Regions from separate parts of the Homo sapiens genome. Here region 2 is linked to region 1. Evidence: chromatin contacts called from ENCODE Hi-C or POLR2A ChIA-PET data. All regions are on one chromosome and are shown on one strand. Each heading gives the region's core, a stretch centred on a gene start or an enhancer-like site at or near the end of the contact. The rest is flanking DNA. Distances are from core to core; before and after follow the strand shown. Region 1 has its middle 22 kb from the start of BTG2. Region 2 overlaps SLC60A1 (solute carrier family 60 member 1).

Region 1 (5,885 bases), core at 1,594-4,093:
AGGAAAGGAGCAGAGTCTGCTGGCCCAGCACTGGGAAACCGGAACCGGGACCTGGGAGCTGCCTGCTGAGCATGCAGCAACAGAACCGGTCCTCTTGCCAACCCAGTCTAACACCCTCCACCAAGGAGGTGTGCTGTGGGAAAAGATGAGCTCCTTGCACTTTTTTTTTTTTTTGAGACAAGGTCTCACTCTGTTGCCCAGGCTGGAGTGCAGTGGCACAATCATGGCTCAGTGCAGCTCAGCTAGTTTTAAAATTTTTTGGTATAGAAAAGTTTTCCCTATATTGCCCAAGCTGGTCTCGAACTCCTAGGGCTCAAGCAATCTTCTCACTTTAGCCTCCCAAAGTTCTGGGATTACAGATGTGTGCCACTGCACCTGGCTACCTTGCATCTTTCCTTGGTTACCTGGCCTCAGGAGCAAATGCAGAGATTAGAGGGCTACACTAGCACTCTTCTTCCTCTTGTAGAAGGGGGAAGGGAGATGGCCCTTTTATCCCAGGGTGGAAGAGGCAGGGACAACAGCACCCCCAATGTCCTATCCAGGGTCTACCCCAGAGTAGCAGCTGCAGCTACAATGGCTGTATTGGCATTTGTGAACAGTGGCAGTGGCAGGTGCAGGCAGGAAAGCATCAGGAACAGGTACTGTGTGACTGCAGGTGAAGGGCAGCATCAAGGGTGAGAAGGAGAGAAGGCCGCAATGAATGCACTATCATCCCAAGCCCAGGACTCAAGGCATCAGGCCATGGCTCATGAACACTGAAGGCAGCAGCAAGGATGGTTTGTAACACTGCCAAGGACAGAAAGGGAGAGGTAAGGGGCCAGCACTTGTGCTGGTTGGGGTGAGGCACATCCGCTGATCGGCTCCACTGTCACATCACCAGATGATCCTTTTATTGCAGGACAGAACTGGATAGGTTGAGGAACCATTGTTATAAACCACAGTAGGGCCACACATCAATGTTTCATGTGTTAGCTGAGCAACATGGTTAGATTGTAAATTCTTTAAAGGTAGGGATCATATCATATGATTCCTGCTAATACTCCCCAAGAGTTAACACAGAGCTGCATTCCTAAGTTTTTAATGACACTTGTGGAATCATATTCTTTGGGGCCCAATAAAAAGAGTGGCATGAAATGGATTTAATAGCCCATTACACACCCACCCCTACCACACACACACCTTTTTTTTTTTTTTTTTTTTTTTTTTTGAGTTGGAGTCTCGCTCTGTCACCCAGGCTGGAGTGCAGTGGCGCGATCTTGGCTGACTGCAAGATCCGCCTCCTGGGTTCACGCCATTCTCCTGCCTCAGCCTCCCGAGTAGCTGGGACTACAGGCGCACGCTGCCACGCCCAGCCAATTTTTTGTATTTTTAGTAGAAACGGGGTTTCACCGTGTTAGCCAGGATGGTCTCGATCTCCTGACCTCGTGATCTGCCCGCCTCGGCCCCCAAAGTGCTGGGATTACGGGCGTGAGCCACCGTGCCCGGCGCCACACCTTTTTTTTAACCCAGAAAATATAAAGTGCTTTCACTTCTATGACATTTCTTTCCCTGACACATCTATGCGGTAAGGATACAGGTATGATACAGCCTACTTTACAAGACAGGGTAACTGGGACCTAGCACGTTTAATTGACTTGTCTCCCTAAAGGCACAGACTCAAGACTGAACCCCAGAACCCCAGTCTTACTGGCTCCCCATTGAACTGTATCCCATCTTTGTGTGTTCCTTACCCTCTTCCCTGACCTCGCCGTCAGGCGTCACTGAAATGCCCCAGACGCATCACTGCTTTTGTTCTTAACAATGTGAAACATCAACCAAGCCCAGCAGGTGATAGGACTGGACAGCCGCCAGGGGTCTGTGAGCACTGAACAACCAGTCTCCACGTCCACTGAAGATAATGTATGATGTATCAGCATGTGGTATGTTTGGGGCAGGCAAGAGAATGCAGAAGGGGTGAGTCTCCAGGTGACACGAAAAGACTTCAGGAAAGGGATTTGGGGAAAACAAACAAGCCCATCTAAGTGTCAATGTGCATATATGGAGAGAACATTTATGGAATGTTCTACCTAACAAAAGGAGAAAGTTAAATCCTATTAAAAAGGGAGTTGTAAGTCCTTGCTTGCTGCTGTTCTAAAAATTTTTGAGAGGTGGAAATGTGAAGAAAAGACCTTGAAGAAAAGAGAAATCTAGTCTTGCCAAGATAATTCTCCCTTAGTAAAAATCTAGGAGCCAAACGCAGGACCCATCCCAGGGCCTTGAAACCATACCAAGTTTTATTCTGAGTCTTAAATTACTTTACTCATAGGACTTTAAATGTCCTTAGGATCTAGTGCTATCCCCAGCACCTAAACCAAGAATTGTGAGCTGAGGTAAAATGTGAGAAAGAAATGCTCATTCCTTTGTTATTAATACCTAAAATAATATCACCATTTATTAGGCAATTATGTGCCAGGCATTTTGTCACAATAATGAGAGGAGATAGTGCCATTATTATCATTAGTATTTTTCATAGGAGAAAATTGAGGCTCAGAGAGGTTAAGTAACTGCTCAAAGTAACACAGCCAGAAAGTGGCAGAGGCTAGAGTCGAATCGTGGTCACCTGTCTCTTCAGTCTAAATCTCAATGCTACTGTGCCGAATTCTTTGAGTTTGTGGGTGTGTGTGTGCTTCTGTGTCCTGGGGCGGGGGAACAACGTCACTCGAGATACATTAAACGACGTTTACAATGTACGTGCTGGGGAACTGTATGCTGTCTTAGAGGCTGAGGCTGGCGCCCGTGGCCACAGTACAATGGAGGGGGTGGTTAATCTGGTTTTAGAGGATGGCGGATTGGCGATGGCAGACAGAGCTCAAGTAACTGCGCCCATAGGAGGGCGCAAGCACGCAGAGGCACGAGAAGAAAAGGAAGAGGGCCTGAGCCCGAACTTGGGGAAATCAATGCCCAAAGCCTGAGGGACTCTGGAGGGAGGACGGGAAAGGGCCAGAGGTTCACCCCCGAACCTCCAGTTGCTCAAGAAGCGCCGGGCGGGGCCCTGCAGTCGCTCAAGCTGCGAGGAGGACCTGAGAAGCGGGGACGCCTTCGAGGTTTTAGGGACCTGAGCTCCGGCGGCAGGTGGCGAAAAGGCCCAAGCCCAACGGCCGCCCCGCCTCGCCCCTTCCCCGCCTCCCCCTTCTCTGAAAGGCCCCATTCTCCACAGCCGCCGGGGGAGCAACTCCGTTGGGAAGCCACCTAGCGCCCGGCCCCACCTTTCTTTTTTTCTTTTTTTTTTTTTCTTAATAGTTCTCGGCCAAACGCCGCGGCGTCAGGGCGGGCTTGGATTGGCCCGCGCCGCCCCCGAGCCAGCCAATCAGCGGCTTGTTGCCAAGGTGGGGCTTCCCCAGAGCGGGCGGAGGCTGCGGCGCGGCTGCTGTTTCCCAGCAAAGAAAGCAGACTTGTGAGGGCGTCTGGTGGCACTTTCAGGTCCCAGTCAGCTGCTCGTGGGGATTGAGGGACGTGGGTGGGTGGCTGGGGGGTGAGCGGCCGAGGGCCCATATCCGGGACGGAGGGAGGGTCACCTGCCTGCCTTTGCACGCCCAGCCGGCGCTGTCTCCCTCCTCCCCGAAGCTTCCTTGCTGGACAGGTCTGACTCCAGGCAGCCCGTGTGGGATCGCCTTGGCCGCAACGGTCCCGGGTGGAAAGGCATCACCGTTGTCCCCTTACCCTCACCACCAAGCATATTGAGGAAGAGGGACTTGCAAACGTGAGAAGGTGCAAAAATCATCCACCTAACTTCTGAGGCAGAACAGACTATGAACTGAAGACAGTGCTGTATTGCAGTGTGTGCCCCAAAAGGGACCAGCTGACCTTGCAGGCCCGGAGGTGCTAATGAGAGAATGAAAAGGGCCCCGGGAAGCAGGAGACGTAAATCGCACACCTTCTCCCCATGTAACAATAATGCCCAAACCGCCACAAAGCAAGGGTCTGGACGATAGGGTCTCACTTTTCCAACCATAGCTCAGTTACACAAGGGAGAAAGGGCAGAGGCAGATCTACCCCTCACACATTTTCTACCCCTCACACATTTTCCTTTGGCCTCATACTCAATTCCCCAGTCCTGTTTATCTCAGTTTCCATTGTGTAACCTAGATGAATGCCTCCTGTTCTAGTAATGGCCATAATAATATTTAATCACATTTATTGTGTACTTTCTAAGAGCTGGGTACCCTTCTGAGCACCTCACAAAAATCAATCCTCCCAACAATACCGACTAGGAACTACTTTTATCTTATTTTAAGGATGAAAAAACAGGCAGTGAGAAGTTAGGTAACTTGCCTGTTGTCACAGAGCTAGCTGTACCTAGGTAGTCTGTTTCCACCTGGGAAACCCATCTGACTTTGCTCTAGAAGACGGGGACTTTCCTGCTATATTGCCAAAGGAAAAGGCTAGAATGGTTGCCTTTTGAAACACCACATGCCCCCCAAGAGCAGGACTTCAGTTAAGGTCCTTAGGACTCCCAAGACTTCTCCAGACTCCCAAGAGATTCCCCGTGTGGCTTCACCATATAAAATGAAAACAGATAAAATGCTGAATTTTATAGGTGAATTTCACCACTATGCAAAAAAAAAAAAATGGAGCCAAGAAAATCCTCCCATCAGTACAGTCCTGATCCCCTGGCCCAGCCTGGAGCATGCCTCAGAGCCGGAGAAAAGTGAAGTATTCATCCCCCAAACGTCACAGCTTTGTTGTATATTTTCAAAATGGATCTCGCTTAGGGCAGACACCAACTTTGAAGATGGGGAATGGTGGGAAGGGGTACAGGAAGAAGAGGCTGAGAACCTGCCCCCAGCTGGTGTTGGGAAAGGCTATTTTCAGGGCGCTGCTTGGGTCGGGAGGGCAGTCCGCGGTTTCACTTCCCATTCCGCCATGTTCTTACTCTCTGAGCCCTGCCTCTGGTGTAGTCTCCCCTACCTCCCCCACCCCCATCCTCCACCATCCCCGCTGCACCCTGCACCCGTTTCCCAGCTCCTGGGGCACACCATCTGCCTGTCCTCCCCCTTCCCAAGGGACTTAGCTCATCCAATTGAGACCTTTAAATAATTAAATGCCCCAAAGCCTCCCCACACTGATCCCCAGCCCCTGGCTGGGGTGTTTATTCAAAGACCAGAAGCTGGACTGGAGGGCTGCCAACCCCACCGCCTCTATTCAGTTCCTTTCTTTTCCTGCTCAGCTGCTGGGCGGTGGCTATTGGGTCTTTTCTCCGGCTTTGGCCCCTCGCCTGCCAGGCCCAGTGCACCGAAAAAACAAACAAAAAGAGCTGTAAGGAGGAAGCAGGACTTTGGATGTCAGCTCTTCCAGGCTAGGGGTGGGGAGGGAGGAGGACACCAGATCCACCTTACACTGGGAAAGGGACAGGGATGAGGGTGGAGAGAGAGAACCCAGAGGTTTGGCCTGCTCCTCATCCCAGTGCAGGAGCCAGAGCATCTCCCTCCGACTCTGGGGAGCTGTGTGACCAAAGGAGGCGGGGAGAGGTTGTGAAGTGGGAAGGGGGTGTCAATCACTTGAGTGGTTTGGGGTTTGGGCAGCATCCTCATGCAAATTAACCTGGTGAGTCACTGAAAGTTTGGTCCAGACACAAAGAAGCTGCTTCTCTCACCCACGGCCTCCCTCCACTACAGCAGCCCCCCTCCCCAGCCAACCAAACAAAAGGCCCAAGCCCAGCGGTGCATGAAGGAGTGAATGGGCGAGACCTTCCCTGGTGACATCCCACCAGACAGATGGCAACAGTTGCCCCACACCAGTTGCAAGCCTCCTTTTCATCCTTCTCCCAAGTCATAAAGGAGAAAGACCCCAGTCCCTCTACAGCCCATCGGCTCCTCAGGGCCAACCCGAAGGCAGAATGGGGGCTA
Region 2 (5,885 bases), core at 1,001-3,500, 2.3 Mb before region 1:
TGTGCGTGATGGCATGCGCCTGTAGTCACAGCTACTTGGGAGGCTGAGGCAGGAGAATCGCTTGAAACTGGGAGGCGGAGGTTGCAGTGAGCCGAGATGACGCCACTGCATTCCAGCCTGGCAACAGAGTGAGACTCTGTCTCAAAAACAAAAACAAAAACAAAAAAAGATGTAAAATTTTCATTAGGTATTTTCAGAAAGTCTTAGTGCTGTTTCTATACCTTTTATATGCTAGTCAATGTCAGTAGAAAAAAATGGAACATCCATTTCATTCTCCTGGGCGATTTCTGGACCAGTTAGCCTTGATTACTAGCAGTGGTATGCTGGTAAATGTTTAACCACTGGCTCTCCGGGATCTGTAGCTTTTGCCAGTGTCCATGGTAATACTCCCACCAGGCTGATTTCAAGCTACCAACATGCTATCACGAAGAGTGGAGTTGAGACAAGGTGCACAGTAGCACACCATCATATATAGTAATTCCACCACACAGGTACCATGGACGTAAATTACCTCAAGAGCATCAAGATCAAATTAGGAAGTGATATGCTTTGAATATTTATTACCTTTGTTTTAAATGTAATTGATTTAATTATAAGTTTGTATGATTTGATTTTTAATAATGGCTGCATTTAATAACCAGCTGTCAAAATGAAAATTTTACAATCAGCTTTTCTAAGTTGGTATGAGCCAGCTTAGCATACCACTACATTAGTATACCAAAGAGAGCAAGATTCAACTTTTCCTTTTGGTGTTTGAGAATATAGATAAGCTATTGATGTCTGCAGCAGGAATTTAAGAGACTTTGGACTATTAAGTGAAAAGCACGAAAATCCTTTGAGCATGCCAGGGAATAACTTGCAGCTTGTTTTGCTTAAATTGAAATATATCTACATATAGCAATGATCATGGAGCTTTACAATTTCAACCTATTTTTACAAACTTCAATGAAGAATGATCTCAAACCCAGAGTATGGTCCATGCATGAGGTGACAAATGGAGTGAAGCGCGCGGCTGTCTCCTTCCTTCCCATCTGGGTATCTGGACAGCTCTTACCAACAGTCTGAACCAGGGAAGAAGATAACTTGAGAAGCCAGGTAAACTTCTAATGATTTTGACCAGGTACCAGGACTCAATTTAATTTCCTCTACCCAACCAAGTTTTAGTGGAGAAGACTTGAATAGCCATTGAGAGAGCGCCTCCACCACCACCCAGCTTTCTGAAACAGTATGGTCGTGCTGGTGATCAAGAGGCTGAAAGTCTTCTCTTGCCTTCTTCACCCAGTTTTACCTCTGGTAGCACTCAGAGTTTTCCATTCCAATTGATCTGTCTTGGGTAGGAACTACAAAAGAAAAACAAAACAGGTAGCATGTTTCAGCAGCTCTGATGAGTTGCAGTGATGATTCATTCTGAGAGCTTACCCAGGCTGTTTGTTTCTCTGCCATTCTGTGGCTCTAGAGGGAGCAAAGTGAAAAGTCAGACCCCCTAGTTCTGGCGAACAGTTGGTGGAGGCAGTTTCCTGAGACTGCTGTCTAGGGCTTGGGGAATGTGTCTGTCTCCCATGAATAAGGAGCCCATTAAGTGTTATTCATTTAATGTTCAGCAAATATTAATTGAATGTAGGTCTTAAATGAAACTCCTGTGTGTGTGCAACCAGTACTGCTGTCTCAGAAGTGAGGCTATAGTTAGTGCTGTTTTGGGGGCCACCTTTCCTTCTGGGCCTTTGTACTGAGCGTTTAGAGCGTAGATATGTTCACCCACTGAGAGCGGATGGTGAATGCCTGTTCCTTTAGTCTTTTTGTGATGATTTTGCTTTTTATAGGGAGGACAGAGTCTCCGCCTGGGCACCTTCTCTTAAGAACTGGCTTTGCACACAGCCGATGCAGTCCCTGGGCACTTTGAAAGCAGTGGGCAAAAGGGCAGGTAAGGGCTCAGGGTTATGAAAATTGCTTTGGGACTCCCCCTGCCTGGGGTCTCTAGAAGGGAGACTATTCTTAGGAGGTGTCTGTGCCCTGAAGGAGACTTTCTTTGCTACTTGGCCTGAAGGACTTCTTTTTGAAAAAAAGATTTGGACTAGAATCAAAATCCTGAACTGCAAAGAGATGGCCAATTAGGCCGTTGGGCTGAGTTCCAGCCAAGGAGTCGGGCTCTGCCTTTCAGTTCCCTGAACAGGCTGGAAAGAGATTCTTGGCTCATGGTCCCATGACATGGTGGGATGCAGGAAGCCAAGTTCACAATCCATACCCCTCTGCTAATGGAGAAACCATGAGTCAGCCGACCCAGCTCTCGCCTATCTTAAGAGTCCAGCGCAGACAATCGTATGGAAAGCAGGAAGAGAGGAAAAGGAAGCTGTAGAAAAATAAACATTTCCTTGCATTTTACTTGGAACAGAGCAGCGTTTCTGGCACGTTAAGATCCATAGCATCTCCTGCTCCCCCGCTCCCCGACCCCGGCTCTGTTTTCCTCCTCTTGTGTAGAAACAGATACTTTCCTTACCTGATGGGAGTCCAGGGTGCATCCTGTGGAAAAACAGGAGCAAGATATAGAAGGTAAAAGCCAGACAACCAAAGATCACGCCACAGACCAGGAAACTATAGCTGCCCTGAGCCTGGAATATCTGCCAAAGGGGAAAACACAGAGAGACAGACAATTAAAACTTCACGTGGAAGGTGTATCGGAGGAAGCAGCCTTCTCCATCCTTGGCTGGTTTTTCAGCTAAGTTGAGGCCCGTCACACCAAGAGATGGAATCACGGGGAGGAGGGAGGCCTTGGCCTTGTTTCAAGTTGATGTGTCTGGAGAAGGCCGAAGTCCTGCTCTAAGGCAGGGACTGGACCTGGTGACCCCCTGCAGTCCCTTGCAGCTCTGTGTTCTGGAACCTTCTGACGATCTCTATCATCACTGAAGCTCCAGTCATACTAGGTGTTTCTATACCCATAAGCCCTAACCAGAACTTTGCAGAGGATATATTGTTTTACTCTTTTATTATGAGAATTTAAAACATGTTAAAGTAGTATATGGAGCTCCAATGAACCCAACACTCAACTTTAGCAGTCAGCACCGGTTTCATTGGTGGCCTTGCACTTCTTTTCTGCACTAGGTTACACTAAAGCAAGTCCCAGATGTCACATCATTTCAATGAGGAGGGTATGGTGAGATGCAGCTCTTCCCCTCCCTCCAGCAGGGCAAAAGAGGAGGAAAGGAGAATGGAGTCACAATGAGGGAGATTTTGGAGGCCGGAAGATCTAGATGTGAGGTCCTCTCTGTCAGTTTCTGGAAGTGTGACTGACCTAGGGTAAGTTGCTAAATTCATCTGAGTTTCCGTGTCCTCTGTTGTAAAAAGGGGAATAATATCTACATTATAGTATTCAATAAAAAGTAGATGTTAGGTTGTTTTTTTTTTTTTCCTGGTGAATAAATGAAACATGGGTGGATTTGAATAGAACTGGAAGAGTTGGCCCTCTCGGTCAGGGCAGGAGTTGAGCAGGAAGCTGGGCCCTCTGCAGGGTGGCCAGAGGCTGTGAGAGGTGGGGTAGGGAGTGGTGGGTTCCGAAGGGATGGAAAAAGAACTCTGACTGCAGTTCCAACCCATCTCAGGCTCTGAGAGCTAAACAGCATTCCCACGGGCCCCCTCTGGCCCTGCTCCCAGACATGGCTTGTGTTTGCTTTGGACTTTTCCATGCATCCGTTTACATCTCCAGATCCCACATATGGAGGCTCAGCTCTCAGGGCTGGCTTGGAAACGGAAACAGGTAACAACGGCACAGGGGGCCCTGCTGGCTTTGCTGGAGACTCAGGAAAGGGACAGTTTGAGTTCAGAAGGTGGCTATCTGCATCTTCTCACCTGTCAGAGGAGTGCTCCCCAAATGCTCCCCTCTCCCTTACAGGTCCCCACATACCGAACCAACCAGCATCTGCAGCACCATCTCGCCAACTCCTGCCCCTGTCACCAGCACTGTGGTTGCACAGCCTAACAAAAAGAGAAGGTTTGGTTTGGTAAAAGCAAGTTAAGGAGACAGAAGCCAGCATTACAATCCAGGTTGCTGGCCAGGCACAGTGGCATATGCATTTCGGAAGGCACATCCCAGTACTTTAGGAGTCAGAAGTGGGAGGATCTCTTGAGGCCAGGAGTTCAAGACCAGTCTGGGCAATATCACAAGACTTGGTCTCTACAAAAAGTAAAATTTAAAAAAATTAACTGGGCATGGTGGTGTGCACCTGTAGTCCCAGCTACTTGGGAGGCTAAGGTAGGAGGGTCCCTCGAGCCCATGAATTGGAGGCTGCAGTGAGCCATGATCGCACCACTGCACTCCAGCCTGGGTGACAGAGTGAGACCCTGTCAAAAAACGAAAAAAAAAAAAAAAAAAAAAAAAAAACAACCTAGGTTGCTTCTGGGAAACCTCTGGAAGATGGCCTGGCAGAAAGGACTACTTTGGATTTCTCAGACATGAGCCTGTAACTTTGCTTTGGGAATGCCTAGGTCTTACTGTCATTTTGTCCTTTCCTTGTTCTGAAACCTTTAATTGCTCATCAATATCTCAGGGTAAATCCCATCTTGCTTAGCCCTGGCATTCAGCGCCATTCCCATTCTGACTGCTACCTACCTTTCCAGAAAGATTTCCTGATATCCTGAGGCTAGCCCTCTGGTGCAGGCAGACTAGTGTCTTCGCTGTCCTGGCATTGCACTGACCAGCCACACGCCCTGATGAGTCTGGCAGTGTGGTGCACACCTTCAGAGCCCAAGCTTCAGAGTCAGACTTGGGTTCCAAGCCCAGGTTGTCACCTACTGGCCATGTGACCTTAGACAAGTTCTCTAACCTCTCTAGGCCTTGGTTGCCTTCTCTGTAAGATGAGCATCACACCTCCTTCACAGACTTACCGTGTGGGTAACTCTGATGTAAGACATGCCAAGAGCCTGGCATAGGACTGGCACACAGTAAACTCAAAACCAGCCCAACTCTCTGCGCAAGCCCCTCAGCACTGCCTTCAGGATGAAGGCCAAGGACTTTCAAGTGGTTTGCAGAGCCCTTTAGACTCTGCCCCTGCTAATGGCTCAGGCTTCTCTCTCCCCCTCCACCCTCCGTAACTCTCACCTCCAGGCTTCAGCACACATCTTCACTCCCCACTGAACATTCATCCTCCTCCTCTTTTCTGGTAAACTATCATTCATCTTTTTTTTTTTTTTTTTTTTTTTTTTTTTTTTTTGAGACAGAGTCTTGCTCTGTCGCCCAGGCTGGAGTACAGTGCCTCAGCCTCCCAAGAAGCTGGGATTATAGGCATGCCCCACCACACCTGGCTAATTTTTGTATTTTTAGTAGAGATGGGGTTCCACCATGTTGGCCAGCTGGTTCCCATTGATCTTTTAGGTCCTAGTTTAGACTTCCATCAGTAATGTTCCTCTCTGGTCCCCATGCCTGGATGGGTTGCTTCTCTGTGCTGTGATATCACTCTGCACCTGCTCTCACCACACTGTCTGTTGACCAGCTAGCCCTCCCCACTAGGCTGGAAGCCCAGGAGAGGATGGCCATGCCTTGTCTTATAGATCACTGGCAAAAACCAGTGCCTGTTAGTAGCACAGCAGCTAACACATAGTAGACACTATTTTTTTTTAATAAAATGGTTGTCATCATTGTCTACTCTGGACTTCACATTCCTTCTAGCTCGTTCAGTCTCACTTATGTTCAGACTTGTCTCTGTGCCTTTGCTCTCATTCTGTTCACTGCCCCACCCTACCCAGGAAGGCCTTTCCATTTTCCTCTCTGCTTTTCTAGATTCTGGTCCAGCTCACATCCCATCCCCTCTATGAAGCTACTTTTATTTAAATCAACACTGCCCCCTCACTCCCTTCCCTGAATTCCAGCAGCACCCATCTGTCTGTTCCACTCATTT

What was found. A loop is a pair of places that touch in the nucleus more often than their neighbours do. ChIA-PET counts read pairs that join two places held with the same protein, here RNA polymerase II (POLR2A). Pooled maps may share reads with other maps.
Region 2: a pooled map shows a loop between it and region 1 (2.0-fold over the local background). The contact joins two enhancer-like sites. A Hi-C loop is called at or near these places in 1 of 50 pooled maps. POLR2A ChIA-PET finds 5 or more read pairs at or near these places in 2 of 52 experiments (OCI-LY7 and activated CD4-positive, alpha-beta T cell).

What each region holds. Positions count from the first base shown.
Region 1 is chr1:203,324,934-203,330,818 of GRCh38, reverse strand. No RefSeq gene overlaps it. Among named protein-coding and RNA genes, the nearest start is that of BTG2, 22 kb to the right of the region's middle. RefSeq lists enhancers at 1,497-2,133, 2,793-2,982, 3,183-3,282, 4,592-4,961, 5,519-5,885 and a silencer at 5,412-5,491. Within about 2 kb of position 2,843, at least 39 of the 41 ENCODE cell types and tissues checked have a DNase peak (open chromatin) inside an H3K27ac peak, as active enhancers do.
Region 2 is chr1:205,595,861-205,601,745 of GRCh38, reverse strand. SLC60A1 (solute carrier family 60 member 1) reads right to left here. Exons shown (of 10, transcript NM_181644.5): 8 at 3,896-3,966; 9 at 2,495-2,615; 10 at 1-1,340. The coding sequence ends at 1,285. Among named protein-coding and RNA genes, the nearest start is that of SLC60A1-AS1, 29 kb to the right of the region's middle. RefSeq lists an enhancer at 582-1,781. Within about 2 kb of position 2,250, at least 18 of the 41 ENCODE cell types and tissues checked have a DNase peak (open chromatin) inside an H3K27ac peak, as active enhancers do.